Linked DNA regions of Mus musculus: regions 1, 3, 4, 5, 6 and 7 are each linked to region 2. Evidence: chromatin loops called from intact Hi-C (ENCODE). Cell type or tissue: left cerebral cortex. All regions are shown on one strand.

Evidence for each region. A loop is a pair of places that touch in the nucleus more often than their neighbours do. Peaks named below come from ENCODE experiments on the same cell type or tissue, not always from the same donor. Only the 100,000 strongest peaks of a DNase experiment are listed, where the experiment ranks them.
Region 1: it touches region 2 in a loop (3-fold over the local background); 10 of 42 quality-filtered maps call a loop at or near these places.
Region 3: a loop joins it to region 2, with 2.9 times the contacts of the local background. A loop is called at or near these places in 10 of 42 quality-filtered maps.
Region 4: a loop joins it to region 2, with 4 times the contacts of the local background. A loop is called at or near these places in 21 of 42 quality-filtered maps.
Region 5: a loop joins it to region 2, with 4 times the contacts of the local background. A loop is called at or near these places in 21 of 42 quality-filtered maps.
Region 6: it touches region 2 in a loop (2.8-fold over the local background); 2 of 42 quality-filtered maps call a loop at or near these places.
Region 7: a loop joins it to region 2, with 4 times the contacts of the local background. A loop is called at or near these places in 9 of 42 quality-filtered maps.

Annotation. Positions count from the first base shown.
Region 1 is chr1:182,894,244-182,898,243 of GRCm38, forward strand. Susd4 (sushi domain containing 4) reads left to right here. Exons shown (of 9, transcript NM_001356461.1): 9 at 956-2,348. The coding sequence ends at 984. Among named protein-coding and RNA genes, the nearest start is that of Tlr5, 59 kb to the right of the region's middle. In left cerebral cortex, CTCF peaks have their summits at 1,658 (motif pointing left) and 3,742; DNase peaks (open chromatin) are centred at 1,660 and 3,706.
Region 2 is chr1:182,558,026-182,562,025 of GRCm38, forward strand. It overlaps Gm46248 (a long non-coding RNA gene), which reads left to right and starts at 2,901. Exons shown (of 4, transcript XR_001779884.1): 1 at 2,901-3,440; 2 at 3,762-3,995. In left cerebral cortex, a CTCF peak has its summit at 2,471 (motif pointing right); DNase peaks (open chromatin) are centred at 440, 2,520 and 2,909.
Region 3 is chr1:182,885,627-182,889,626 of GRCm38, forward strand. It overlaps Susd4 (sushi domain containing 4), which reads left to right. Exons shown (of 9, transcript NM_001356461.1): 6 at 1,714-1,905; 7 at 3,142-3,286. Among named protein-coding and RNA genes, the nearest start is that of Tlr5, 67 kb to the right of the region's middle. In left cerebral cortex, a CTCF peak has its summit at 2,173 (motif pointing left); a DNase peak (open chromatin) is centred at 2,170.
Region 4 is chr1:183,236,120-183,240,119 of GRCm38, forward strand. No RefSeq gene overlaps it. Among named protein-coding and RNA genes, the nearest start is that of Disp1, 17 kb to the left of the region's middle. In left cerebral cortex, a CTCF peak has its summit at 2,022; DNase peaks (open chromatin) are centred at 1,762 and 2,030.
Region 5 is chr1:183,241,636-183,245,635 of GRCm38, forward strand. No RefSeq gene overlaps it. Among named protein-coding and RNA genes, the nearest start is that of Disp1, 22 kb to the left of the region's middle. In left cerebral cortex, a CTCF peak has its summit at 1,828 (motif pointing right); no DNase peak of the experiment used is centred here.
Region 6 is chr1:182,761,596-182,765,595 of GRCm38, forward strand. It overlaps Susd4 (sushi domain containing 4), which reads left to right and starts at 2,621. Exons shown (of 9, transcript NM_001356461.1): 1 at 2,621-2,801; 2 at 3,411-3,593. The coding sequence starts at 3,446. In left cerebral cortex, a CTCF peak has its summit at 2,290; DNase peaks (open chromatin) are centred at 1,987, 2,364, 3,085 and 3,449; H3K4me3 peaks cover 2,572 bases; H3K27ac peaks cover 2,187 bases.
Region 7 is chr1:183,262,527-183,266,526 of GRCm38, forward strand. The region is part of intron 5 of Fam177b; the gene reads right to left. Among named protein-coding and RNA genes, the nearest start is that of Fam177b, 11 kb to the right of the region's middle. In left cerebral cortex, no CTCF peak of the experiment used is centred here; a DNase peak (open chromatin) is centred at 1,990.

The sequences.
Region 1 (4,000 bases), 340 kb after region 2:
CCCTCTCTGGGTCAATGCCACCATGCATACAGGGCCTACCTTCCCTCTCTGGGTCAATGCCACCATGCATACAGGGCCTACCTTCCCTCTCTGGGTCAATGCCACCATGCATACAGGGCCTACTTTCCCTCTCTGGGTCAATGCCACCATGCATACAGGGCCTACTTTCCCTCTCTGGGTCAATGCCACCATGCATACAGGGCCTACTTTCCCTCTCTGGGTCAATGCCACCATGCATACAGGGCCTACTTTCCCTCTCTGGGTCAGTGCCACCATGCATACAGGGCCTACTTTCCCTCTCTGGGCAATGCCACTGTGCACATGGGGCCCTAACTTCCCACTTGGGGCCCTATCTTCCCACTTTGGGCCCTGAGGAAGGCCAGTGCAGTGGACTGCTGCCAACCTCACCTGTGGGGTGACACACCCCCACCTGACCCCAGAAAAGTGCTGTGTGCTCAGAAGTCACTTTAGCCATGTGCAGTGAAAGGTTCATCTGCCATGAGGAAGACCATAGCCCATGAGAATATTCAGGGGTCCACTTCCCAGGGAGGGAAGCCTGGCACAGCTCTGTAAAGCGTGGCTACATTGTGCAGCAGGAGCAGGGTAGAAACAGGCCTGCTGGCCCCTCAGAGCACCCTTCCTGTGCTCCTCCCTGCCTCTCTGCACTTGAAATGGTGACATTTTGGCCTAAGCCACTATGAGGGCTTGTGGTGAAAGTTTAACATTATCCTTTTTATGAGCTGGATATAAAAGTCACAAATTGTTCTCTAGCGGATAGATGGTGTACAGGGCGGGGAGAAGGGACGCTGTTTTATTTGACCTTTAATGGACACATGGAACTTAACGTTTTCCTTTCTCCGCTGATTTCTAGGATGGAGCTGTTTTAATGAGGCTTGTAACTCCATGTAGCTTTCAGTCGAACTAAGCAAATAACCATCTCTTGCTTTCTTTCCAGAGATCCCGCTCATGGAAGAGGACCCATAGCCTGGTGACATCCTGCTAGTCCCACTGTCCCCTTTGGGGAAAAGAGCCTTGAAGAGAGACCACAGGAGGACAGAGCTTGGGGACCAGGGGTCATTTTTAATCTATCTACATAAGGACAGTGATTCATACCGTACATCTCCAGCAGGACTGTGGGTCTGGCCAACAGCAAAGGCGGTGCTTTCAAATGAGACTCAAGGGTTTATCATGACCAGCAGGGAACCAAGTGCAGAGGGGACTCTCTCTGCCTCACCCCTGTGTCAGAGCTGGGTGTCTCTTGCTACAGAGCGTGAGACTGTGCCACACACATCCTGTTGCTCCTGCTAACAGCACTCCCTGCTCCTCTGAAAGCATGTCACATTGTATAAATTTGCTTCTAAAATCTGCTTTGAACTGTCTAGGGACTTTAGATCTGGACGGGTCAGCCTCTGTAAAAAAAAAAAAAAGCCCACGTTGACCTGCAAACCCAAGAGCAGATCCTCTCTTTGCCCTTCTTAGTAAGGGACGGGCTCCCAAGGAAAGACTCTCATGTGACACTCAGACCATCTCTTACACCTGGACAGCCAATCAAAGCAGGATGTGGCGGCTTGAACGAGAAAGGAAAGGATAAACAAGCCAACTCCGCTTTCTGAAAATTTCTTCATGCCAAGCCCCTATGCTCTGTGCTGCCCCCTGGTGACATGTTTGTAGGCGTGGTCTGGCAGTGGACCTGCGGTGTGGAATAGACCCGTGGCTTTACACATGGTGAGAACACGTTCAGATGCATCTTGTGGTGGACCCCGTAACCTGGTCATGTTTGGTTTTGGCATTTGGCAGACTCCACTCAAATTTATCTGCTCATGCCTTCCTATGTGGGTCATTGCTGTCACTCTACCCCGACCCTAAAACCTAACCATTCTTTTATTTTCCAAAGTGGAAAGTTTCTGTAAACACGGTCTGCATTTGGAGGGAGAAGGAAGCGGGAGCCGGATCTTTTGAGACCACTCCCAGCCCCTCAGCTCTCTTTTTTGTCCTGCTCAGTCCAAAGGCTGGCCTCCCAGCCCCAAGCCACCCTGCCCTCTTGCTTTCGGGGGGCCTTTGGCCCTGCCTGCCTGCCATCCCGTATTTCCATGAGGGTCTCATGGCACCCACTGGGTGTTGTGCCTAAGCAATTGTTTGATTTTTTTTAAGAGCCTCGAGTCCAGAAGTGTCTCTTCAAATACATGTTGGTCCATGGTGTCGTTTCCATCCCTCCTCTGGGTTGTAGACAAATATGAACAAAACTCTCATCCAATAGAATCACTGTGCTGCTAGAGCACCGAGGGACGGAGGCTTGATCGAATCCTGTTTTCTCTCAACACAGACTGATTAAAAATTAAAAAAGAAAACGACAGTTTGAAGTGTGACTTTAATGGTGGGGTGGGGTGGGGAGGGCAGGAGGTGGGTGACGTTGGTTGTGGGTGGTAGAAATAAAATGTGGGATTTAGAACACTCAGCTGAAGGAGACACCGTATCAAAAGGGTGGGCTTTGCCCTGACGTATGCACTGCCACCGTTAGTGGCAGAGTGCTGCTAAGCCTGAGCTTACTGCTGTGGGCAGTTGCAGATTGCTTGAGTGGCAGCTGCACGCCATCCCTGGTGAAACTCCATGTCCTCAGCTCCATTTATTAAAGGAGTTGACATATGGTGACTGACATGTCACTGCCTTGACATGGACAACATCCAGGCAGCCACACCTCTGCACTTTGTTCTCACACCTGTTCCCTTCCATGCCTCCTTATTTGGGTTGTGTCCCAGAGACCTCTGGGTAAGAGTCCCATCTCCCAGGAGGCACACAGAGCTGTCTCAGGCCATCCCTGCCTCTCTTTGGGAAATCCTCTGGCAGCAGGATGGCCATCTGACCTGGTCACCAATGACCAGGGTTGCAACCGGGCCCCAGGAAGAATGACAGCACAGCAGGCATCAGGGAGCTCACGGGTATCGTTCTCATCTGGAGGCTGGGTGGCAGTGGGGGGAGGAGAGACCATTGCTGTGTAAACACAGCATCACAATCTCCAAACCACTCACCCGCACCCTGCCTGATAGCACTCAACTCTGTGCCCATAGCAAGCATCTTCCTAGATGTTACTTAGGGTTCATTGTCCCACCCTAGGTACTTCTGACAGAAAGAAATTTGGTGATGTTCCAAGAATGGTGTCGTCCCAACAGAATTCCTTTAAATATCCCAAAGTCCCTGTAGTGCGAGGGAGCAGGTCACCTTCCACAGACCTCAGTGTGGAAACAGACAGGGCTATGGAGGAAGGAAGAGTACCCGTCTTGGCTCTCTCTCGAGTACCAGTCTCCTCGGGCTTGGGCAGTGCCCACCTCGGGGCTGCATCCAAGCTGCTGCAGAGCAGCCCAGTGCTGGCTGACTGGTTCCCCAGTGTGAGCACAGCACAGGCATCTTCACACTTCATTACCGTGTAGCTTTTCTTAATTGCAAGGTTGTGATTTGCCTGTGCGGATGCTTCAGGCCCTTTCCCACCTAATTACACTCGGTCTAGCAGCTGGCACACAGACAAGGCTGCCTTCTGTTGCTACCGAAATGGTCCCTGGCCACCAGCGGGTCCAAGATTATCAAGCGCAAAGCCTCCTGGTCCCCAGCCCATTAGGTCCAGGGGCTTCTCAGATTCCATCCTCCCTCTACACAACAGGTATTCAAATCCCCTCCCACTTGGACTGTAGCTCTCCAGAGCATCATGGGAGAGTGTGGGCTTCATAGCTCGCCTCCTCCATGGCCACCTGGCTGTGAGCTTAGATCCATTACTAGCTTCACTGAGCTTTTGTTTCTACATGCAGAAATTTAGAATGGTGTCTCCCTGCATTCATTGCTAGGCTGTGCATGGCCGCTGATGTAAGTCAAACATTCAGGTGCAGAGGACTCTTGAGACAGGGCAGCTGCAGGTCAAAGGGGCGAGGCCGCCATACAGATTGGTCCCTCACATGCATTCTCACACACCTTTCACCAGCCTTGGTCCCTTGGCCCTCTAAGGTATTTGTAT
Region 2 (4,000 bases):
TCCCTCACACTGACCAGTTTCTGCAGGCCCTCTGAGGTCAAAGTTCAGACCTACAAGACTGCCCACTTATTAGAGCTCAATGCTAATGTTGCGTATCCACTGTGCCCACTCCTGTTCAACTTGATCAAATCTAAGACATATATATATTTTTTTTTTGAGAGAGAAGGTCTTGTCTTGCTATATAGCACAGGCTAGATTCAAACTCTAGGTCCTCTGCTTTAGTCTCCCAAGCAGTGAGTTATATTACATTAAGTGTGCTGCTGTCCCCTGTACCACTTAGTCACAAGGAAGGGTTCCTAAGACATCCATTTCTCTGATTTGAATAGCTCATCTTATTTGAATCAGAGTAGGTGTACTTACTGAAATACCAGTTTAGTATCGAAAAATACAACTCCTATGTGGCCATCTGGAAGGGATGCTGGGAGCGGGTGGAGGCTGACTGTGTGGGGAGGGGTGGAGCTTCCAAGCCCTCTGTAGATGTACCACCTCCTCTAGCATGCCACATGGCCCGAAGCCTGGAGGTTTTCCAACCACATCATAATATAACCAGGATGGAGAGTAACAATCTAGAACTTTCCTTCCTGGAGAATAGGCCTCTAAAGCACGCTCCTGGCTCCTAGTAGCCTTCTTGATTTTTATTTGTTTGTTTATTTTTTCCTTTCCTTTTCTTTTCTTTTCTTTTCTTTTCTTTTCTTTTCTTTTCTTTTCTTTTCTTTTCTTTTCTTTTCTTTTCTTTTCTTTTCTTTCCTTCCTTCCTTCCTTCCTTCCTTCCTTTCTTTCTTTCTTTCTTTCTTTCTTTCTTTCTTTCTTTCTTTCTTTTTTGTAACCACTCCTGATCCAGAAGCCCACCCAGAGACACTTTATTAAAAGCAAAGATGTTTTCCACCCAGGAAATTCCAAGGGATTTAGGAGCTCTGTGTTAGAAACTTGCATCAAAGACTTGTTATTAGCATAAAAGATGCTTCTGCTGCTCTTAATTGCTAGGGAAATCCCTGGGGTTTTAGGAACTCTGTGCCAAAAGAGAAGTGGGAGGAGGAGAGAGAGGAGAGAGAAGTCTACACACACACACACACACACACACACACACACACCACACACACCCCACACACACCACACACACTGGGTGGGGTGGAAAAGGACCATCACACACACACACACACACACACACACACACACACACACACACACTGGGTCGGGTGGAAAAGGACCATGGCCACATCTCCTCTTTGTCTTTATTCATCTGCTATCACCCATAGCCTTACAGAGAAGGCAGCTCAGGAACTAGTTTCTCCCTTGTCCAACCCTGCTGCTGCTATCCTATTTAGGTCTCGACTAGTTCCTCTTGCCTGGTTCCAGAAGTTGCCTTCTAACTATGAGAAAATGTCCTTGCCAGGTAAGAGCTATCCTGGTCCCTCCATATCTCTTCACCTTGCCCCTCCTCCACTGCACTGCAGTGCATTGCAGATCCACTCAGTGCCCAGTTCATAGTCTTCCTCACTGCATGCTGTGTGCAGGGTCTTCCTCAGTGGCATTGCTATCCTGCTTCCCACATCTCACGTGCTGGCTTCTCACCACCTTTCCCCCAAATCCTGGCCCTTAAGCCCTTTCACAACTGGAACCCCCTTCCCTGAATCCCTCTTGGTATTCATGGACCTCGTAGTCCATCACTCTGCTTTGATCTCCACCCTTCTCGCCATGGTTTGACAGGGGCAGGCTGTATTCATTTGTCCTTTTGCTCCTCTGCTCATCTGTGGCCCCTGCCCTCCTGGTGCCACCATGGATGGTCTTGCGCGCGCTCGACTTGACCAGCAAGAACGACGCTGCAACAGGATCCTTCTGCACACGTTTATTGGGAGAGCTTGATTGCAGAGGCGAAAAGACTTTTTGCCCAGAGCTGGTGCTGCTTTTATAGGCCTAGGAGAGGCGTGTCTCATACCCTGATTGGTTATGCACTAAGCCTCATTTGCATGTTCCTCATCTGATTGGCTACTCTCTCTCAGTACCTCACTGAGCCTCATTATCATACCTCATTTGCATGTCTCACATCCGATTGGTTATACTCTCAGTACCTTACAGAACCTCATTATCATGCCTGGGCCAGGCAGTGTTTTTGCAAAAAACTTTACTGCATATGTACACATTGGTTGTTTGTCCAATCTTATGCATGGTGGCCAGCAGTAGTCAGTGCCACTCAGCAACGGCACATGTGGCTTCCCACAGGATGGCGCATTCCATCTCGTCCTGTTATTCAGATGCCTTGGAAACTGTAGGTATTAGTGGCGAGAAGATAGCAAGATTTCAGATCAGAAGACTTGACCTTGAATATGCTACCGGAGTGACCTTGGAGGAGTCTGACCGTGGCCTTGCTGTCACCCTGACCATTCAATGTAAAAGCCCTGTGTGGATCCAGCTTATTCCACTGAGGGGGTTTAACCACCCTCTCTTCAGTCAAGCTGGTTCAGCTGGACCTGCATTGGCCACTGGAGGGCAATCTTAGCCAGCTTCCCAACTGGCTTGATTTGGTCCCTTCTTGCCAGAGATGAGGGCCTGAGGTATGACCCCAAGGTTCCACGAGTGATGTCACAGACTTGCTGAGGAATATACCCCAATACTGTCACTTGGTCAGCTTTCTCTTTTCTTTCGTGTAGCTAGAGAAGGTTCTGCACACAGCCCAGTACTCTGTAGCATAACAAGCCAGTTGATGTCCTGGGGAAGCCAGCCTTGTACTCATTACTGCAAGTCTTCCCTTACATCATATTTCCCTCCCTCCCTCCCTCCCTCCCTCCCTCCCTTCCTTCCTCCCTCCCTCCTCCTCCTTTGTCCTTCTGTCCTCCCCACAGCTCCACCCTCATTATTATGCCATCTAGTCTGGTGTCAGATTCACTCTGTAACTCAGGCTGCTGAGTGCTGACATTCCAGGCATGAGTCACAATACTCAGCTCCGTTTAGATTCTGTGTTGAGATATAATAGTGCACACAACATGAGGATCATTGTTTTTAGCCATACATTTAAAGGGTGAGTTTTAGTTGTACAGCCATCACCCCTAGCTAAGACCATCACTACAAAAAGAAGTTGTGTACCTAGAAGCAGTCAGTCCTAACCTCCCATCTTCCCAGCTCCTGGCAGTCACTTCCCATCTCTACAGCTTCGCCAGTTTTGAAAGTCTCATGTAACTAACTGGACATGATGGTTAATCTTGATGTCAACTTGACTGGATTGAGGAGTTCCTAAGAGAAGAATAAAGCATTCTGGGTGTGTGAAGGCATTTTCAGAGACTGCTAAGTGTGGTGGTGTTGGGGGAACTTCCCTTGAATATAGATGGCACCACATTTAGAAGGCTTGGAGGCCAGAAAATGGGATGGACCTTCTAGAAGTCAGCCAATCGTGTTCTGGGGCTGCCGTGATGTGAGCTGCTCCGCTCTGTCACACCCTCCCTGCGGTAAGGATGCAAACTGTGGATGGAACTTGATTGTTAGATGTCTCATTACAGTGACTTGGAGAGTGCCATGCCTTTGTTGATTAGCTTCATTTAATTTGCGTAAAGTTTCAGCATCCACTCTTGGGGGATGGAATTTGGGGCCTTGCTCATGTCAGGGGAATGGTGTACTGCGAGCTACCCCCATCTCTTGCTGAGTCCTCTGGGCTAGCCTTGAGCTCACCATCTTCCTGCCTTTGCCTCCCAAGTACTGAGTTCCCAGGTGTATGACATCACACCTAAGTGCTGCATTCATTTTTATGACTAAGTGCTATTCCCTTCTAGGTTCCCCGGGATGTGCTACATTTGGTCTGCTCACCCATGGATTGGTGTGTGCTTGTTTCTCCCCTGTGTCACGAGGGACTCTTCATGCACATGGTGTGAATGGACCTCTACTTGTTATTCTCTAACGGTGGAGTGCTGCTGGGAGCTGCCATGAAACTCCACGGTCTGGCATTTTGCAGAACTGCCAGACTGTTTCCCAAAACATCTGTACCGCTTTCCACTTCTGCCAGCCGCGTAAG
Region 3 (4,000 bases), 330 kb after region 2:
CTGCCACAGACCTCACTGCCTAGAGTCCCTGCAGGAAGTTGCTTCCAATGTCCCACTCACTCTCTTTACCCTAGAGTCAGTAGCTTTGACTCCTACTTCTCCATCATAGACCTCTACTGTTCTGCTTTCTACTAGGACCCCAACAACCCCTTCTTCCAACCAGCCAGGGGTGACAGTAGCCTGCTGCTTATAACCTTGAAACTTCCCAGTTGCTTTTGCCATCTCTCTCCTTCCTCATGGAGTTCCCCTGATGCTCAGGACCTGCCCAGCCCCACTGAACCACTATTACACTATTACTAGGCCTTAGCAGCATCCCTAAGGACAGCCCCCAGACACTCCTGGCTTTCATGAGGATGCTGCTGCATTATTCTGCCCAAGTTCAGTTCTGTACCTATGTTTGGCAAGCCTCAGCTCCTTCCCATTCACCTGTGGCTCCTCTTAGCCTGTCCCCTCATCTGCAAGAGAGCTGGTAAGATCTACATTGTACCATTCTTTGCAGGATTAGAGATTGGGGTGTATCTTGGGACACCTCCATCAGGGACCCATCTTGTCATCCAGCTTGAGGAATATACACCAAAAGGTGTACCCCCATATGTTCTCTGAAAACTTTGGCCAATTTGAAGTGTGGTACATAGTGCCGGGGGCAGGGGTTGAGTGGGTTGTACTAGGCAGAGTATTTTGTTACTCCCAGGAAGGGTCACAAAGTTGACTCGATTTTGGATTTGTCTGTCTTGGTTTTTAACCTTTATCATGGTTTCTGAGGTGTGGTGTACACACCAGGTATTGGTAAACTGCAGCTCCCTTGTTTCCTGGAGACTATTTGAGTGACAAGCTGTTCAGTTCTGAGTCCTGCAGACAGAAGGTCTCTTTGTGGCATGAGATGGATAAGCAGGAAGCTCCACTAAAACTATCCACTGTCAGAAATGTAGACAGATCCACACTTGCAGCCCAGGCATGATCTCAGGGTGGGAGACTGGAAACCACTTTCTTCCCCTAACATCAGACAATGTGGCTCGGAAAACCTTTAACCACCATCAGGAGCAGAGTGAGATGGAGGAGGAACCTGGGGCTTCCTGAGGGTTCAGTGACTTGTTTAAGGTTGCACAGAGTGTTGACAGAAGACAGCCTAGGACTTCAGACTTTCAATTCTTCCTCCCATTGCTCCAGCAGCACCAGTGTGTGAGGGGCCAAGGCTAAGTCTGCAAACAGAAGTGGGAGAACCCCTACATGCTTGTCACTGGCCAAACCCCAGCAGGGTATGAGGGTGAGGTGGGACCACAGACCCCCAATTTAAACAGTTCCAGGAGACGGCTTTGGTAACAGAAGCAGACTTGGCACCACTGTGCCATTGGGTAAAGCTTTTGTCCATAAATACCTTAATTTTATTTACGAGGCTGTCTGGCATATAATAGCATGCATTATTAATAGAGTAGCTTAATGCTCTCTACTAAACAGGCATACGCTCCTCATTGTACGATGAGCTTCTTTTACTATGTACTTTACAACACATGACATTCGTGCTCAGAATATCCTAGCAGGCTCCCACTGACATCCTGTGGAAACATGGGCTGTCTCTGGCCTGTGCCTTCATCTGGTGTTCTGAGTGTAAGTACATCCTGAAGTAGCTGCGGTTGGCCATGCCTGTATTGTGTCTGGGTGACTCCTGCCTGGAGCCTGTGGTACTGAAACTTTTATTCTCCCCAACTGCCCAAGTTTGTCCACTACCTCCTATGGTAAGTCACGGAGATTTCATCTGCCACCCGAGGCCTTGTGAGCGCTACAACCATGGAACTGTGGTGGAGTTCTACTGTGATCCTGGCTACAGCCTCACCAGTGACTACAAGTACATCACCTGCCAGTATGGAGAGTGGTTTCCTTCCTACCAAGTCTACTGCATCAAATCAGGTGAGATCGGAGGCCCCACCCTTAGTGGAGGCTGGTCCTCTGAGGGCAGCCTTCAAGCTGTGGTCATACTATGTCCTCAATGGTATCCACTCCCATCCTATCATGAGCCTCAGGTCCAGGCTGTAGAAATTGACCATTATGGATGTGGGTGGCCTCTGAGAAGGGATTCCAGGCCTGTTACAGAAGATCAGGAATACTTTTAAAGTGAGCCAAAGCTCTGGTACCCATGGAGAAATTCAACTTCTGCAATTTCTCACAGCCTTACTGCCACCCACTGGCAAGGATGCAGCCCCATAGGTGTAACCAGAAATATGTACATGGAACATGAATCATGCATGAACCCACCCTTCTCTCCAAATAATATTATTGTGCTTAAGAACTGACCTCACACAAGTGGAGACTGTATACAGGCTCCACTGTCTCAGAGTAAATGATATGAGATAGCAAGCCATCTTTGCTACCTGTCCCAGCACACTCGGGAAGTGGCCCCATGAAGGAGACCTGGCATCAGCACACACCCTTCCCCCTGTTCTTCCAATTTCTGCCCACTCTCTCCAGCATTTTTCAGATCATTGCCATGGCTGCTGCCCCAGCCAGCAATGGTGGTTGTACACTTTCTTATCCAGTGTCATGCTGTGTATCTGAAGGCATGGAGATGTTATGTGAGCCAGCAAGAGGAGAGGCACTGAGTCTAAGAGGATGACCACTAAGTGGGATCATGGGATGGGATTTCCTGGGAGCAAAAGGATAAAAATCTGTTCTGGAAGGGTCTGTTCTTACTTCTCTTATCTGGCAGATACCACAGAGGGTGGAGTGATGGCCAAGGAATGACCATGTACCCTTGGTCTTTAAAGCCCTTGCAAACTCTATCCTTCATCCAAGAACAGAGCTTTGGACCATGTCAGAAGGGGCCCAGAACAGGGCAGAAGGATACCTTTCACTCTCTTCCCAAGAAGCAGTTACATTGTTGCTTTGTCCTGTGTCAGGGTCTCAGGCTCAGCCTGTAACATGCACATGCATGTCTACAGCCACAATAGTGTCTACACATGTATCACCTGCCAATATGTCTCCAATCCAGAAGAACCCATGCTAGAGATGGGTTTTAGTGTATGGGTCTTAACATGACTTACCAGCTATACTGGAAATAGGGTGTGTCTCTCAAATCCCAGGAGGCATACCATGAATACCTCATGTACCAGATGACCTCATGCCTGGCTCTGTTATCTCTCATGGCAGAACAAACGTGGCCCAGCACCCACGAGACCCTCCTGACCACGTGGAAGATCGTGGCGTTCACAGCCACCAGCGTGCTGCTGGTGTTACTGCTCGTCATCCTGGCCAGAATGTTCCAGACCAAGTTCAAGGCCCACTTCCCCCCGAGGTCAGTGCAGCAGAGAACACAGATGAGGGTAGAACTTAAGGGTCTTGGTAGGCTGTCATGGAGAAAGCACCATGGTGAGGACAGGCCCTCCAATCAGTAGAGCATGGGACTCTTAATCCCAGGTCATGGGTTTGTGCCCCACTTTGGGCGCCAATTTGTTGTAGTAAGTCTCTAACCTAAAATATACCCGTGCAAAAACACACAACTCAGTTATAATATTTATAAGTTGTATACCTAGATTGGACAGATTTACCACTACACTAATCTATTCCCCAGCTATGAGACCCCTTGCTCTTTGTGGCTTCTCCAGGCTATGTGGTCCTGCTCTCTTTCTTCTGCCACTTCTTCCTCCATCTTCTTACTTTCTTGTTCCCTACTCTTCCCCCACTTTCTAAAATATCCAGCCCCACCTTTACCTACCACTGCCCAATTACAGGCTATAGCCTTTATTTGACCAGTTAGAATGGGAAGGTTTACATGAAATCACCTGAGTACGTGATCTACTCCTTGTTAGGGCAACCCCTCTTGAAGAAGAAGAATTAACATCAGTATACAATGGTAACCCATGGTAACCCACAACACATTCCTGCCTCCCTGAGTAGTCCATTCTAAAGCAGGCAGTGTGGAGGACTGGAGAAGGGAACCAGGCCAGGGATGCAAGCTGTGCACACCCCATCAGGAGCACCTCCCATCATGGTCCACTTGTTGCATCCC
Region 4 (4,000 bases), 680 kb after region 2:
AGATTTGAGTTGTCAGACTTGGCAGTGTGAGTCTTTAGCCCCTGAGTGCTCCAGAAAGCACTGGCTACATCTGCAGTCCCATTTCTCCCCCTCTTCCTGTCCCATTCCCAGAAACAATCCACTAGTCCCTTTGTGAAAAATTTTCTGCTTGAACCAGGAATGACTTTCACTATTCCTTACCACCCACACTTGTCGGGCTATCTGGCTAACTGGGGATGAATCCCCAGGGTACAGGAAGATAAGTAAGTTTGTGTTCTGGTTTCATTTCCGTTCCTGCAATGAACTACTCTGACCTAAAGCAACTTAGATGAGAAAAAAAATTAAGTCCAAGGTAGAGTGTAGACTTAGACTTTTCAAAGCTTACTTTAATAAAAGTTCTTAAACGATTCAATCTCCCTTCTAGCCCACCTACCAAAGGTAGGGAAGAAAGATGACTAGGTCAAGGGTCATGTGGACCTGTTTAGAAGTAGTTCTTTGGCGCAATTCCGAACACAAATCAGTAGCGGGTAGTCCAGTCCAATTGGCAACCACCAACCATGAAACAGTAGCAGAGGCTCCATCCAGAAGAAAGCAAGAGACTCCGAATCAGCATGAGCCAGCAGAAGCAGCAAGAAGTAGACTGAAAACCATGAGAAATTCTCTGGCAAGTCTATCTCTCTCTCTCCAAAGTCACAGCAGGCAAAGATCAGCAAAAGCCAGCAAAGGATTGCAAGGTAAACCAATGCCTGAACCTCCTCTCACTGTCTGTGGGGTTGTATTCATATTCTTTGTAAGCATCACACACCCTCTCAAGCATCTGCCTCAGCATCCTCTCTACATGTCTGCTTCAGCAAAACACCCTCTCATAAGACAGTTTCAAAACACACACACACACACACAACTCAGTCTCTAAGGAAACCAGAAATTTCCACTTCAGTAGAGTTCATCTAGTAGAAGTCAAGGCAGGAACTTGAAGCAGCAGCGTACATCCACAATCAAAAGCATAAAAAAAAAAAATCCAAATACATGTATATCTCTTGTGGTCATCCCTTTTTCTATACTTACAAACCCTGGGATCCCCTACCTAAGGAACAGGGCCATCTACAGGGGGCTGAGTCATCCCACATCAATTAACAATTAAGACAATCCCCATAGACAAGGCCACAGTCCAACCTGATCAAGACAATCCTACTTTGATTCTCTCTTCCCAGGTGGTTGAAGATTATGTCAAGTTGACAATTAAAACTACCCATCTGTGAGAATATGAATATGCTTGGCCCATGGGAAGCGGCACTATTAGGAGTTGTGGCCTTGTTGGAAGAAGCATGTTACACTGTATAGACAGGCTTTGAGGTCTTCCTTGTTCAGGCTCCACCCAGTGTGGAATGAGAGTCTCCTCCTGGCTGCCTTTGGATCAAAATGTAGAACTCTCAGTTCCTCCAGCACCACGTCTGCCTGGATGCTGCCATGCTTCCCACCATGATGATAATGGACTGAACCTCTGAATCTGTAAGCCAGCTCCAATTAAATGCTTTCCTTTCTAAGAGGTGCCTTGACACTGGAATCTCTTTACAGCAAAGGAAACCCTAACTAAGACACCATCCCACTGTGTTTAGTTAATTTCACCACAGAGGAGCATCTTGTCCAAGAGAGCTCTCAGAGTTAGGTGCATCACTGTCAAAACCTTATCTGTTTGTTCAGTCCTGTATTTATTTCTGTATAGCACCTCTGTTCACACCTAGTTTAATGCCAGGTATGTATACAGTATTCAATAAATAGTTTTGAATGGATGAAGTACAGGCTGAGGTGTGTTCCATTCTACAAGCATGGCAGTGAAAAATGGTTGTTGACATCCAAGGAGGAAAAGAGGAAACTAAAGGAAGAGCAATTAATTTCCTGTACTTGAGTATGAATCAATGTGGAGCACAATGGTTAATTCTCAAAATCAATTAGAAAAATCTCAGTTTTGTTGAGGGGAAAAAACATATGCATGTGTCGTGATGCTTGAAGAATGTTAAAGATGTGCTGTCAAATAGCAACACCTAGTGACCAGTCCCAAAACAGCATGAGTTTTGAATGACTTTCTTAGGATTTTCACACAAACAAGGAAATCTGCAAAGTGACCAATTTTGCTGCTCTAGCAACAATGATAATTAACATGTTATGGAACACAATGGTTTACAAAGCACCTTCCTATGCCGTTTGTCACTTGGAAACTGACATAGATATTGTGAAAAATAAAATCAATAAGAGTATAGAGAAGAGGCTGGGCGTGGTGGCGCTCGCCTTTAATCCCAGCATTTGGGAGGCAGAGGCAGGTGGATTTCTGAGTTCGAGGCCAGCCTGGTCTACAAAGTGAGTTCCAGGACAGCCAAGGCTACACAGAGAAACCCTGTCTCGAAAAAACAAACAAAAAAAAAAAAATGAAAACAACAACAACAACAAAAAGAGTATAGAGAAGAAAGTTGGAGTCCTGCTGTTCTATCTCTAATAGTCTTCCAGGGAACTTTTGATGTGAGTGAGCTAGGGGGACGCTGAAGTATGTGGACTTTTAAGGATCATTGGTGACTAAGGGCAAAAACTGTATTAATGAGTTTATAGATGTATACATGCATATTGTGTATATATGCATACAAACACATATATATATATACATATGTGCACATGTATGCATGCATGCCATATGAAAGGTCCTTTGATCTCCAAAGCCATTTAAAGAGAGAAAGGGATAAAGAATGCAGTAGGGAGGGAGCGATAGATATCTGGGTGCAGCTGCTAAGCACTGAGCCCTAGGGTTCGTGTTCTCATGCATGCCATTCCATGTTTTCTGCATAGCTTTGTGTCTTGATCCTTTCAGGTACTATAACAGAACACCAGAGTATCTGTAGCTTATGACAACACATGTTTCTTTCCCACATTTCTAGAGGCGAATCCCATTAGAAGGGCCCTATGGGCAATCACCTCCTATGCCTTCACCTCTGGGGTTAGGATTTTCTTTTTAAAGATTTATTTATTTTATGTATTTGAGTAAACTGCCAATGTCTCCAGACACACACCAGAAGAGGACATCAGATCCCATTACAGATGGTAGTGAGCCACCATGTGGTTGCTGGGAGTTGAACTCAGGACCTCTGGAAGAACAGTCAGTGCTCTTAACCTCTGAGCCACCTCTCCAGCCCCTGGGGTTAGGATTGTTTACTATCAAAATGTAAGGAGAGACAGGAACATTCAGACAATAGTCGTTCATGTTTCCCTTTTCCTAATTTTGCTCCCAACGCAGTTAAAACTTAGAGAGTTTAGAGACTTGCCTAAGATTACAGAGTCAACTTGGAAGCCTGACTGCTATTTTTAGCAACATCTACCACCAAAATCCACCTACTGGTACCCTTGGGTCAGTCTTCCTGTGCAAACTCATATCATGAATCTATCGTTCCTTTTTTAGGGCTCCAAAGGTATGCTGCCTAAAAGATTCACTAAAGCCCCCCTCCCCACCCCATGCCTGGAATAACTTCTTTCTGCTGGGTGGCCATGGCCCAGGGTTCAGTACTCAGAAGTAAGAGATGCAGAGCAAATAATAACATCTGATTAACTTGTTTGGTGTGAGTTCTCTGTTGGGATTTGCCCAACAACTTGAAGTGGGAAATGCCCTTACATGTTCTGAGATGCTGAGATAGACTCTAATGACCCTGGTTTGCCTCCTTCTGTGTAGCCACACACACTTTGAAGAGAGGTGGCAAAGGGTCTGCATGGTGCTTCAGGGGCTATTTGGAGCAGGCAGTGACTAACATCAAAGCATTACACTGCAGGGCTGAGTGTGTGCCCTTTGTGTATCCACGTGTGAATCCCTCACCTTTACAAACCAGAACAAGGCAGAAGACTGCCTGACAAAACCAGTCTTATGGCTGGTCTGCCTGCAGAGGCATCTGAGTATCATGGACTTGCTTTACCTTTGAAGGCCAAAGGTGCTGTCGGGTCCTATGGCACTGGCATTACAGGGAGTTGTTAGCCTCTGTGTTGGTAC
Region 5 (4,000 bases), 680 kb after region 2:
AGAGGTCACTTGAGGAAGGGTCTTGAATGCTATGGGTAAGAGGACAGGGTTGCCTTTAGTTGTAGGGGTACAAATCCACCCAGCACAGAAGGCATTTGACGCAGAGGCTAGTTTGCAGAGAAAATCCCACACCTCATAGCTTCAATGCCCAGCCACTCAGAGCTAAAAGGATATTTCTTTATCAAAGAGGACTTCCAGGCTAGCCACAATCCCTCTGCATCATACCATTTGTGGCCCTTAAATATGAGTTGGGAGGGGCAGACATAGAATATTACTTTATAGTTCTAGAGGGAAGTTGCATGGAGCAAGGGAGATTTATTGCCAATTTAAGTGAATTATCAGTCTGGGAATTAGAAATGCTGAAGAATTCCATCTTGGCACAGCATCAAGAACATCAGATTCTACAAGATTCATGCAAGTTGAGATTAGGCCCTGTATCAGCAGATCTTATTGAATCTGTGTTAAACCTTACAGTTATGGAGGAGAGCAATCTCACTCTTAGGAGAAAGTTGCTTAATATAGGAGTAAGTCACCAAGGTCTGTGACTTCCTTTAGATCGTTGTTATGTATGTCTGCAAGCAAGTGTGAGAAAATGTGAGTACCTGGTGAGACTGAGAGGTTTGGGGAATCTGTAGGCATGCATGGCTCTTACTTTTTCAACGTCTTTATAGGTTTGAGAGTTTAAAGATAAACTGGAGGGAGAAGAAAGTAGAATTCCAACCAGGGACAGTTGAGTGCTCAGACCTTAGGTTGTGGGGCCGTCTCCAGGTGAGGGCAGGCTCCAGGATCCACTCACGCAGGATGAGCGTCTTGACATTCCCAGAGAACTTTCTTGAAAATCTGTCTGGAGTTGCAAAACTGCCACCATCCCTTTTCTTCTTCAGAATCAAAACACACAGGCTAAAAGGCAAGGAAGCTGTGTTTGCACACTTTGCAAGATTATGTCGCTTGACTGCGTCAGGAAAAAATATTAAACCCACTACCAAGTCAGTGTTGTATCTGTGAACACCACTCACAAGAATCATTCTCTCTCTCTCTCTCTCTCTCTCTCTCTCTCTCTCTCTCTCTCTCTCTCTCTCTCCTCTCTCTCCCTCCCTCCCTCCCTCCCTCCCTCCCTCCCTCCCTCCCTCTTCTTTCCTCCTTCCCTCTCATCTCAGAAGCATGCATGCATGTGTTTGTGTGTGTGTGTGTGTGTGTGTGTGTGTGTACACCTTTCCTTGGAGTTTGGCTTTAAACTACCAATTGAATTCTCATTTCAGGCCCCATTGATGTCTTGTGCCTTAAATAATTCATAACACAATTCTATCATCTGTCCCCACTGTATTCCTCGCTCCAAAGACTTATAAAATGTGTTTTCAGATGATTGCATCTTGGCCTAAGAAATATAGCAAGAGTGTCTTTGGAGAGAAGAGAAAGAAAATGATTTATAACTATACAATATAACAAATAACACAAGAATAGCTGTAATTAATGAAAGAAAGATACATGATTGAACATACAATTTGCTACGTGCTTCAAAAACTGGCATTTGACATGTGCCCTTCAGGAATTGATTAGTGCAGACATCTGTCAATCTATTCACTCTGTGTACGTGTTTGGCAACATACCTAAACAAATACCTCAAGACTCTTTCATCTAACGAGAATTTATCACACACAATTCACTCCTAACGGGACCATTGGTTGGAAATCATTGTATATTTCAGAGTGATGAAAAAGACCAGTGCTCTGCAAACCTTTTTTATTTTGAAAGATTAATTTTTAGATGAATTACAGGTATGTGCATGTGTCTGTGAGTGGATGAGTATGAGTGCAAGCGCGCTCATAGTCCGTTATTCCAGAAGGGGGCGCTGTATCCCCTGGAGTGGGAGTTACAGGAGCTCGTGAGCCATCTGACACTGGAAACTCAGGTTCTCTGGAAGAACAGTACAGGCTCTTATCTAATGAGACAGTGGTTCTCAGCCTTCCTAATGCTTCAGCCCTTTAATATAGCTCCTCATGTTGTAGCGACCTCCACCCATAAAATTTCATTGTTACTTCATGACTGTAATTTTGCTACTGTTATGAATTGTAATATAAATATCTGATATGCAGGATATCTGATATGTGACGCCTATGGAAGTATCAACCCATAGACTGAGAATCATTGTAACTGAACTATCTCTGAGCCCTTCTACAAACCTTTTAACCTTGAACCAGACAAAGAAACTTCCTATGGAGAGCCAGCAAATGTTAATACCTATAAAACAGAAACCAAGATTTCAAATGATTATCCATTTAGCGCCTGCCTTCCCACATTTTCTGTTTGATTCACTTCTTTCTTTTGAAACTGATACTTGAAAATCAGTAGTTTCAACACACTTGGAGATTAACCCTAGATAGAAGAAATCAAAGCAAGGACTCCAATTTCAGAAACATCTGATTGTGAAACTAACCAGGTGTCTTAGGGTTTTACTGTTGTGAACAGGCACCATGACCAAGGCAAGTCTTATAAGAACAACATTTAATGGGGGCTGGCTTATAGATTCAGAGGTTCAGTCCATTATCATCAAGGCAGAAGCATGGCAGCATCCAGGCAGGCATGGTGCAGGCAGAGCTGAGAGTTCTACATCTTCATCTGAAGGCTGCTGGCAGAATACTGGCTTCCAGGCAGCTAGGATGAGGGCCTTAAAGTGACACACCTACAGTGACATGCCTATTCCAACAAGGCCACACCTACTCCAACAGGGCCTCACCTTCTAATAGTGCTACTTCCTGGGCCTAGCATATACAAACCATCACACCAGGGTAGTGGAAAGGAATAAGAAGAACCCTTGGGGATCTCTGCTCTGGGTAGTGAAGTAACAGCCATCATCTTATGAGTCAACAGGAAAAGTTCACAGTGCTGTGCTTCCTGCCTGACATATAGTAGATACATTCCGAGTCTACAGAAATAGTATTTGCCACACAATGGACATTCAGAGTACAAACACTGGGGGGCTGTGATGGCTAATCTTGGTTGCCATTTTGATACATCTGGGAAGAGGAAAGTTCAGCTAAGGAATTGCTCGTATCAGATTGGCCTATAGGTATATCTGTGAGGCATTTTCTTGCTCGTTGATGTAAGCTCACTGTTCAGCCCACTGTGGGCAGTACCATCCCTAGGCTATTGGCCTGGGCTATTTTAGAAAGGTAGATGAATGTATCTACATCATCAGAATGTAGGCAGCATGTCTGCATGGTCTCTGCTTCCGTTCCTGCTTCCAGGTTCCTGTCTTGGGTTCCTGCCTTGGCTTCCCTTGGTGATAGACTACATGTTGTACACCAAGTGAATACTTTCCGCCTCGGGTTGCTTTTGGCCATGGTGCAATAGAAACCAAATGAGAACAGATCTGTATCCCTTTACAAATGGTTTCATGGTCTCTCCTCCAGGTTGTCATTTCTAGGTATTGCCATAGGCAACAGTTTGTCCCAACTCCATTGTTTTCTCTTCACACTCTCAAGGATTCTAGAGCTAAGATTTATGAAAAAGGGTTCTGTTGGCTTCTCTTTTGTGTTGTAGATTAAATACTAGGGCTTGAACATGCTAGGCAAGCACTCTACCACTGAGCCACATTCGCACAACAAAGGGTCTGCTGACTTATAAACCAACAGACAAAATGTCATGCTTCCCAAGAGATGGAATATATTATTCTTCATTAGGACAAGTGAATGCTATAATAATATACCGAACATAAGCATGCAGTCAAAGCCCTCAAGTTTCTGCCCGTCTCTGTTTCTTCTGTAGGTGGATGGAGAACAGCCTTCACCACTCACTTTTCTGTGACCATAGTGCAACACAATGACATATAGAATATGTCTCTGGGAGGAGGTTTTGAGGCTCTAGCTTCACTCCACTTCCTGATCCCTCTTCTTCCTGTATGCATAAAAATGAGGTTAGCCAATGTTAGTTGGCTTCTTCTTCTTCTTCTTTGTTGTGTCTCTATTGCTTTGGCAAAGCACCATGACCAAGGTGACTTATA
Region 6 (4,000 bases), 200 kb after region 2:
TGTGGTGATCAGAAGAGGGCAAGGGTATCAGATGCCCTGGGACTGGAGTTACAGATGGTTGTGAGCCACCATGTGGGGGGCTGGGAATTGAACTCACGTCTTCTGAAGAACAGCAAGAGAGCTTAACCACTGAGTCATCTCTCCCGCCTTGACAGTTTGTCTTAAAGAAGGAGAATTTGACTTAGCGGCGTGAGCCCAGAAAAGAGAGGCAGAGCCACAGGCCATGTTTTGGGAAGGGTTCTTGGTTCTGTTATAGCTTAAGTTATGTCAACTTAACATTGAGCATAACTTAGAAGAGGAAATCTCAACTGAAAAACTGTTTCCATGTGGCCATGTCTGCGGGAGCTTTTCCTTAAACGCTGATTAAATGCAGGAGGGCCCAGGCCACTGTATGAGAGTGTGTGCGTGTGTGCGTGCGTGCGTGCGTGCGTGCGTGTGTGCGTGCGTGCGTGCGTGCGTGCGTGTGTGTGTGTGTGTGTGTGTGTGTGTGTGTGTGTGTGTGATTCCTGGGCTATGAAAGTCTGCCAAGCAACACACAGGAAGCAAAGCTGGTAAGCAAGCATCGTTCCTCCATTCCCCACCCCGACCCCTTCAGTTCCTGCCTTCAGTTCCTGTCTTGGCTTTTCTTACTGGTGGACTGTAACTTGTCAGCCAAGTAAAAGTCTTCCCCTCCCCAAGTTGTTTTTGGTCAGTGTCTTAGCACAATAACAGAAAAAACAAACAAACCCAAAGCAGAGCAGTCCCACCCGAGGAAGGCATTTCTGAGTGCAACCAGCAACTACAACAGGCTTCCTCAGGTACTGGATGAGGCTACGTGACCTTGTTCACAAATAATTTAATTCTTGTGGTACTAAGGGTGGAGCCCCGAGCCTCACACAAGAGCTAGGCAAGTGGCCTACTGCTGAGCTGTAGCTCCAGCTGGCTAGCACTGTGTCAGAAAGGAGACTTAAGCGCAGATCCCAGGCTTGGGACAGATGAACTTGGATGGTCCTGTTGGCCCTGGTAGTCTTATAAGCCGATTGTTGCAGCTAAGCGGCAGACTTCAGATACATTTGTTGCATGGTCAACAAATAGTTTTATGCCCTGTGGATCTGACAGCTATTTTTAAAACGGTAGATATTTTATTGAGAATAAGCTAGAATAAATATTCAATTTGCAGCGAACAATCTTAGGACCTTGGAAACACAGAAAAATGCCCAAGTAATGCTTTGGGCTTCAGAGTTCAGGCTTTAGCAGAAATGCATTTGTGATAACCAAAACTGTTCAACTTACTCCGTGCAAAGCTGACATCTCAATTTTACAAATCGAAAAAAAAAATCAACAACATTGAACTAGATTTATCTACTAAAAGCTAATTTCTCCTGCAAGAATTTGTTAAAATTACTCGCAGTAAAAGCCAACACGGTAAAAGCTGTAATTTCCAAACTACCTTCAGTATGTGAGATTTTGGGAAAGTCGATAGAAGGACGAGATGATTTGGTGGCTGTATCAGAAACATGGTTTTTCATATCCACAAATTGCTACAGAATAATGGGGATCCAGTGGTTCAAAAATACTGCCTGCCGGCCCTACCTCATTAAGGCACACCCCTTAATCACCAAGGCTCACACAAGTACCCTAGGAGCCGGCCCAGACCTCAGAGGGAGGTCTAGCTTGCTGGGGAACAGCAAAGGTTGGGAGAACAGAGCTAGCAGCAGGCTGAACTTAAGACACCAGGAAGGGACCGCTGACCAGGGGAACGTTCTTTCCTGGGGACCCCTGATCCTTTCGGGTTCTTACCCAAAGGAAATAAGCTTCCGGTGATATCCAGCTTTCCCGCATTGGCACCCATCATCTCACTGCCCGGTCACTTGTCTCCCTGAGGGAGAGCCTCTCAAGAGAAAGCTCCGAGAGATGCTTGCGTCTATCTCCAAGGCAGCCAAGAGGGAAAATGCCGACGGTGCAAGGGACGGGAGACAGAGACCCAGCCTCCTCGGGCTGTCCACTGGGCTCTAGGGGAAGCTCACACCCGTGGAGATGTTCGGGGTCACCAAGAACTTGAGGTTTTAGCAGCAAGGGTTGTGCTTACACCGCCCCATTCAAGTTAACCCTGTCATCGGTGATGGTCCTGGGTGGGATCATCCTGTCCACCTCCACCTTCGAGGTCACAGCCTCTGGTGGCACACACGGGGCTAAGGGCTCCAGAGGCCACTGGTGAAGGATCGCGGCGCAGACCTGCGGTGTGTGCGCGTGCGTGTGCCTGGGTATGTGTGCGTGCATACGCGTATGCGCGTGTGTGAATGCGTGTGCGTGTGTGCCGCCGCCTGGCGACTCGTGCCCGACAGGTGCAGGCGCGCCGGCTTCCCATTGGCCACGGCGTCCTCCTCCGCCCACGCCATCCCCTTACCCCTGCTACCGGCGCTGGCTGGGACCCGCCGAGGCGCGTGCAGGCCCGCGCGCCCCTGCCCTTCCCGCGCGCGCCCGGGCCTCGTCCCTTCCTCCCCCTCTCCGCGCCGCCGCCGCGCGCTCCCGAGCTCAGGTAGCGGGCGCGCGCAGCCCGGCAGCCGTGGCCCTCGTCACCCCCGCCCCCGGCCACTCGGGGGAGCCCGGGGAGGGAGCGCGCGGCGGGACGGGCGGGGGCGGTGTAGCCCGGCAGCCGCCGAGGCTTCCGTCTCGCTCGCTCGCTCGCTCCTCTGTCTTGCTCGCTCGCTCGCTTGCTTGCTCGCGCAGAGGCGGCAGCAGAGGTCGCGCACAGATGCGGGTTAGACTGGCGGGGGGAGGAGGCGGAGGAGGGAAGGAAGCTGCATGCATGAGACCCACAGGTAAGAGCCGGAGCCCGGAAGGGGCTTGCCTGCCCCGGGGAGGCGTGCGCAGGCCGGGCTGGGCGAGTTGGCTCCTGGCTCAGCTCCCCTAAGGGAGGAATTTTTAAAATAAAAATAACAGCTCAGATTTCATAAGGGACTGGGGCAATAGGAGCCTCCCAATCCTTGGAAAAGCAGAGAAGTATCCAGGGGCAGCAGGGGGCACATTGTGAGATTCCTCAGAGTGAAATGTACAGGCCCGGGGAAAAGTGTTTTCTCAGCCGCTTGATGCTATAAGGCTTTAGACTTTCCTGTCATGATCAGAGCCGCTGAATCCCGGGGACCAGCACAGAGCCAGTGTGCACTAACCCCTGTCCTCTCTCCCCTCCTCCATCCCTCCCGCACGCGCAGTATCCCATGGTGGCTGCTACTCTCTGGACCCTGCATGGGGGGTGGCAGGGAGGATCTCGCTGTGGGAAAGGGGGCGGGGGCTGCGCAGGGGCGAACAGGGATGGGATGGGATGGAGCCCGCAAAGCCCAGGCACCGGGCCCCCAGGGTGGAGGAGGGAGAGCTTGGCCCCAGAGCCCGGGCAACCCCGGGGTATTGTCGTGTTCCGCTCCTGGTTGCAGACTCTCGCAAGCTGGATGCCCTCTGTGGATGAAAGATGTATCATGGAATGAACCCGAGCAATGGAGATGGATTTCTAGAGCAGCAGCTGCAGCAACAGCAGCCTCAGTCCCCCCAGAGACTCTTGGCCGTGATCCTGTGGTTTCAACTGGCGCTGTGCTTTGGCCCTGCACAGCTCACGGGTGGTGAGTGACCCCGCTGTGGTGGGGGGAGCTTTGAATGGCCCAGCAGGGAGGGGAGACTGTACCGACCGGACAGCACTGCGCCTTCTGCATACGTGCAGACTTTAGGGGTGCCTGAGAAATAGAGTCCCTGTGTCCCAGCCTTCTGCAAAACCCCTGGAGTTCACAGAAAATTGTGTGGAACCGGTGTAGGTTCGCACACCCACCGGCAGCCCAATTGGGCTTTTCTGAAGGAAGGATAAGAAGCCTGGCACATTTTCCCATTTTGGCCCAGAGGAAAAAGAGGATCAAAGGAGTGTGTGGGGGTGGGGGTGGGGGGAAGCAGTGTATTTGTAGCCCTTCGACCCTTGATCTTTGCCCTTCACACACAGGTCAGGTTTGGGCTTCTGGATTTGAACTACTTTAGAATA
Region 7 (4,000 bases), 700 kb after region 2:
TCAGATAAAGAGCTAAGACTGCCTAGTGAGGACAAACTATTCAAACCCATGAAAGGAAGATTCTCACTCAGCTGCCTATTAATCAGTTTCTCCAGTGAAATGAAACCAATGGGATGGAATGATAGGTAGGTGGGAAGGTGGGTGGGTGGGTAGGTAGGTGTGTGTGGGGGGTGGGGGGGTAGGTGAGAAGGTGGGTGAGTGGGTGAGAGGGTGGGTGAGTGGGTGGGTGGGTAGGGAGGTGGGTGGGTAGGTAGGTAGATGTTATTATGGGAAATTAAATAGATATTATTATGGAGAAAGGGCTCATTTGATTACAGAAGCCAAGAAATCACACAGTCTGCCACCTGCATCCTGGGATTTCAGGAAAGTCAGTGGTAGAACAGATCAATCTGAGTCCAAAAGCCCGAGAATGGTGTGAGATGGGACAAGCAGTGACCTAGGTCTCAGTTCAAGGGCTGAGAGTGGGCTGGGGTGGGCAGTGGATGTCCCCAAACCCCAGGCCAGGAGCACAAGAAGAACCAAGGTGTCGAAGATCAAATAGAAGACAGCAGCAGAAGAAAATTCTCCATCCTGGACATTTTTATTCTATCAGGCCTTTGATGGAATTATGGGGTGCCACCCCTGACACCCTTGCACTGTACGTAAGTGCTGGTCTCACTGAAACAGCATCACAGCCAGGCCCATCAACTTGGCACATCGCCAATATTAAAAATTATAATCGACACCATGACTCTAGTGCCTAATTGTGGCTAAGTGGCTTTCCTCGATTTTCATATAAACTATCCACAGCATGAATCTGTTGGAATCATTTTGAGTCCCCTTTCCTGAGAATCATCTTCACGGAGCAAAAGGCCCTACTTCTGCATTACTACGATATATCTACCTCCTTGGACCTAAACTTAGGGATTGACAGAGGAGAGCTATCCAGAATCTGCTGTATGTTTGGAGTTGGAGCTGAGGTCACTGGTTAGAGGAATTGGAAAATGAATTGAGCGTTCTTCTGTCTCCGTGCAGAAGAGACACAGAGGGCACCTGCTTTGGTAGTTTCTTATCAGACTGCTCTAGACACGGTGGAGACTTCTCTTGGAGTCCATGAGATACCTCAGTATCCTTCCAGAATCAATCCACTGACTATAGCTTCTTTTGACAAACCAGTTTTAGACCTGAGAACACTGACACGTTAAGTAACTTCCACGGGGATGGTGGGTCATAGAGTCAGTAAAGCTGAAAGAAACCAGGGTCGTATTAATTCACTGACCTACCGCCCATCTGTGCCACCAAAATAAAATGCTTTCCTTTCTGGGCTCCTTGGGGCGGGGGTAGGAGGGAGAGGAGTGTCGCACCTCATATACAATTAATCACAACAATGTAGATTGTTAGTAAAGAAGCATAAGTAGAGGGGACAGAACTCATTCGCAGTGGAGATATTCATCACCAGGGCTTAGTTCTCCACCAAGCCTCTGTTTCAGCATCACCACTTGAAGGGATCCCAAGATCAGGAAAGTGTTTAACACTGAGCCAGCACATGGAGACTTCCTGCCTGGGCAGGCGCCTACACAGACAATGTAAGGCTTTGGAATCATCTGTTTGCGACTTATCTTACCCTGATATATTCAACTAACTACACCTTCTGCTCTCGCTCTGTCCTTGATTTCATACCAAACTAACTCCAACTCCCTGCTTCTCTCTGAGCTGTGGTTTCAGTCACATTGCGTCAGAGAGTCTTGTGATTCTGTGGGTTCCCCGGTTCTGCGGCATGGCTCATTTGTTCCATGTAAGAGCAGGAGGTCACTCATGTGGCTACATCCGCTGGGACCTTGGTTGGAGCTAGGTTCTGAAAAAAAATGGTCGGTGTTTCTTTCTCAGAAATCTCTTTTCATATGGCTTCTCATGACTCCTAAGTCTGGCTTCTTAACAGCCTGGAGCTTTCCAAGAGATCAAGCCCTCACATTCAAATGTGTTCAGAGCTTCAGAGCAGCGCGCATTTGCTGCTATCTCATTGGCCAAAGCCCGTCACCAGTGAGAGTCAGTGTGGGTGGAGCTATCCAAGGGCCTGTGTCCCAGAAGGCATGGATGCTGGGTGACTGTGAACAATGTGACTGTCTACAGAAGCTAGTAAGTGTGAACAGCAAATATTTATAGTATCTGTTTTCACATGTTATCTCGTTTTGTTTAACAATGACACATGAGGACATAAACGTCACACGTGTTTCCCAAAGAAAGAGGCTGTAGACCTTACATCTAGATACCTAAAATTGTGCCAAGGAAATGTTAGTAATCCCCCTCCCCCAAAAAAAAAAAAAAAAACAGATAGGAGCCTATCTGATGCAACTCACAGCAGGGTCTTTTATTCTATTTGAGCTAGCTCCCCCACCCATCAACGCACCACAGTCATGCAGGATGGTTTTGGTGGTGGGGGAGCCTCAAATGTCTATGGGGCAAGGCTTTATAGTAAGCAGCAAGCAGGGAATACATGTGCAAGCATCTCACTGGAAGCTGCTGTGGCTTTTAACATAATTGGCTGGTGCTGGAGTCAGATCATAACCTTAACTTCTGCTCTCCTCTGCTTTGGTGGTCATTAGGCAAGGGTGTGCCTGTAACCTGGGGTGCAGGTTTGTTGGAGGATTAACCTCGTGATACTGGTCTTGAGTGTGAAACCTGGAGGCGCTGGTCTTGTTGGGCATTAGCCTAGAGACTGGAGCTAGGCTCAGGCTCTGTTGGGGGTGGGGGTGGGGGGCAACTTGGAAACTAATGCTAGGGACCAGCCTGTTAGTTTACCTGAGTTCAAACTTAGGTCAGGTTCTCTAAAATGGAGTCTGAATTTAAAAACTTTGGCATCTCAAAATCACATAGGCAGCTAAGTGAAGAGGCGAAGTCATACTCAGGACTACTGGAAGTTCCATGTTTGATCTTTTAGGATTTGGGGTTTGGTTTTTGTTGTTGTTTGTTTGTTTGTGGTATCAAGAATTGAACATGAGATCTGTTCTAGGCAAGTGTTTTACTGATTAACATTCATAGCCTTTTTTCCAGACTTTGAAAATTCAACGACAACAAATTTTAAAAATCTGTTTAAAGGGGCTGGAGAGATGGCTCAGTGGTTAAGAGCGCTCAACTGCTTTTCCAAAGGCCCTGAATTCAATTCCCAGTACCCACACGGCAGATTACAACTGTCTGATGCCATCTTTTGGTGCACAGATGTACATGCAAAGTACCCATATGCCAAAAAATACATTAAAAAAAAATCAATTGTTTTAAAAATCTATTTAAAATGTTGTTGTTAGTTTTAATTGGTAGCTTGAAGCACTCTAGAATCACCTCGGAAGGGAGTCTCTATGAGGAATTAGAGATTAGGTTGGCCAGTGGGCACGTCTGTGAGACATGCACCTAACCTGCCTAAGGTGGGGAGACCTGCCCTTAAGGTGGGTGTCATTTTCACGGGCTGGTTCCCGGAGTTATGGACAGAGCAGGCTGAGCACTGCATGCATGCCTCCATTGCTCTTGTCTCTCTCTCTCTCTCTCTCTCTCTCTCTCTCTCTCTCTCTGAGGACGTCACGTGACCTCTTCTCAGATACTACACAGTGTCGCAGGACAGGAGGCGTTGGAAACGTGAGCCAGTCTGAGCCTGGGAGCTCAGTGCGACCACAGGGCTTGATTACCAGGTGAGAGAGAGCACTCTCCCATCCCGTTAACTTCTGGGTAGTCCCTACAGGCTTCCGTACCTGAATACTTGCTCTCCAGCTGGCAGGGCTGTTTCAGGAGATTGTGGTAATTTTACAACTGTAGGCCTAGCTAGAGGAAGTGGGTCGCTGGAGGATCAGCCAGCTTCCTGTTACTTCTACTTCCTGCTTCACTTGCTTGTAAACGAACAGCCCCACACTCTCACTGCTATGGCGCCAAGGACCACCAAGCCTTTCTGCTGCCGTGGGTCCTGTGAATCTAAATAAACCCTTCCTCCCTTAAGGAGGATTGCTTCTGCCAATGTCCAGTTATAGCAAGCAGC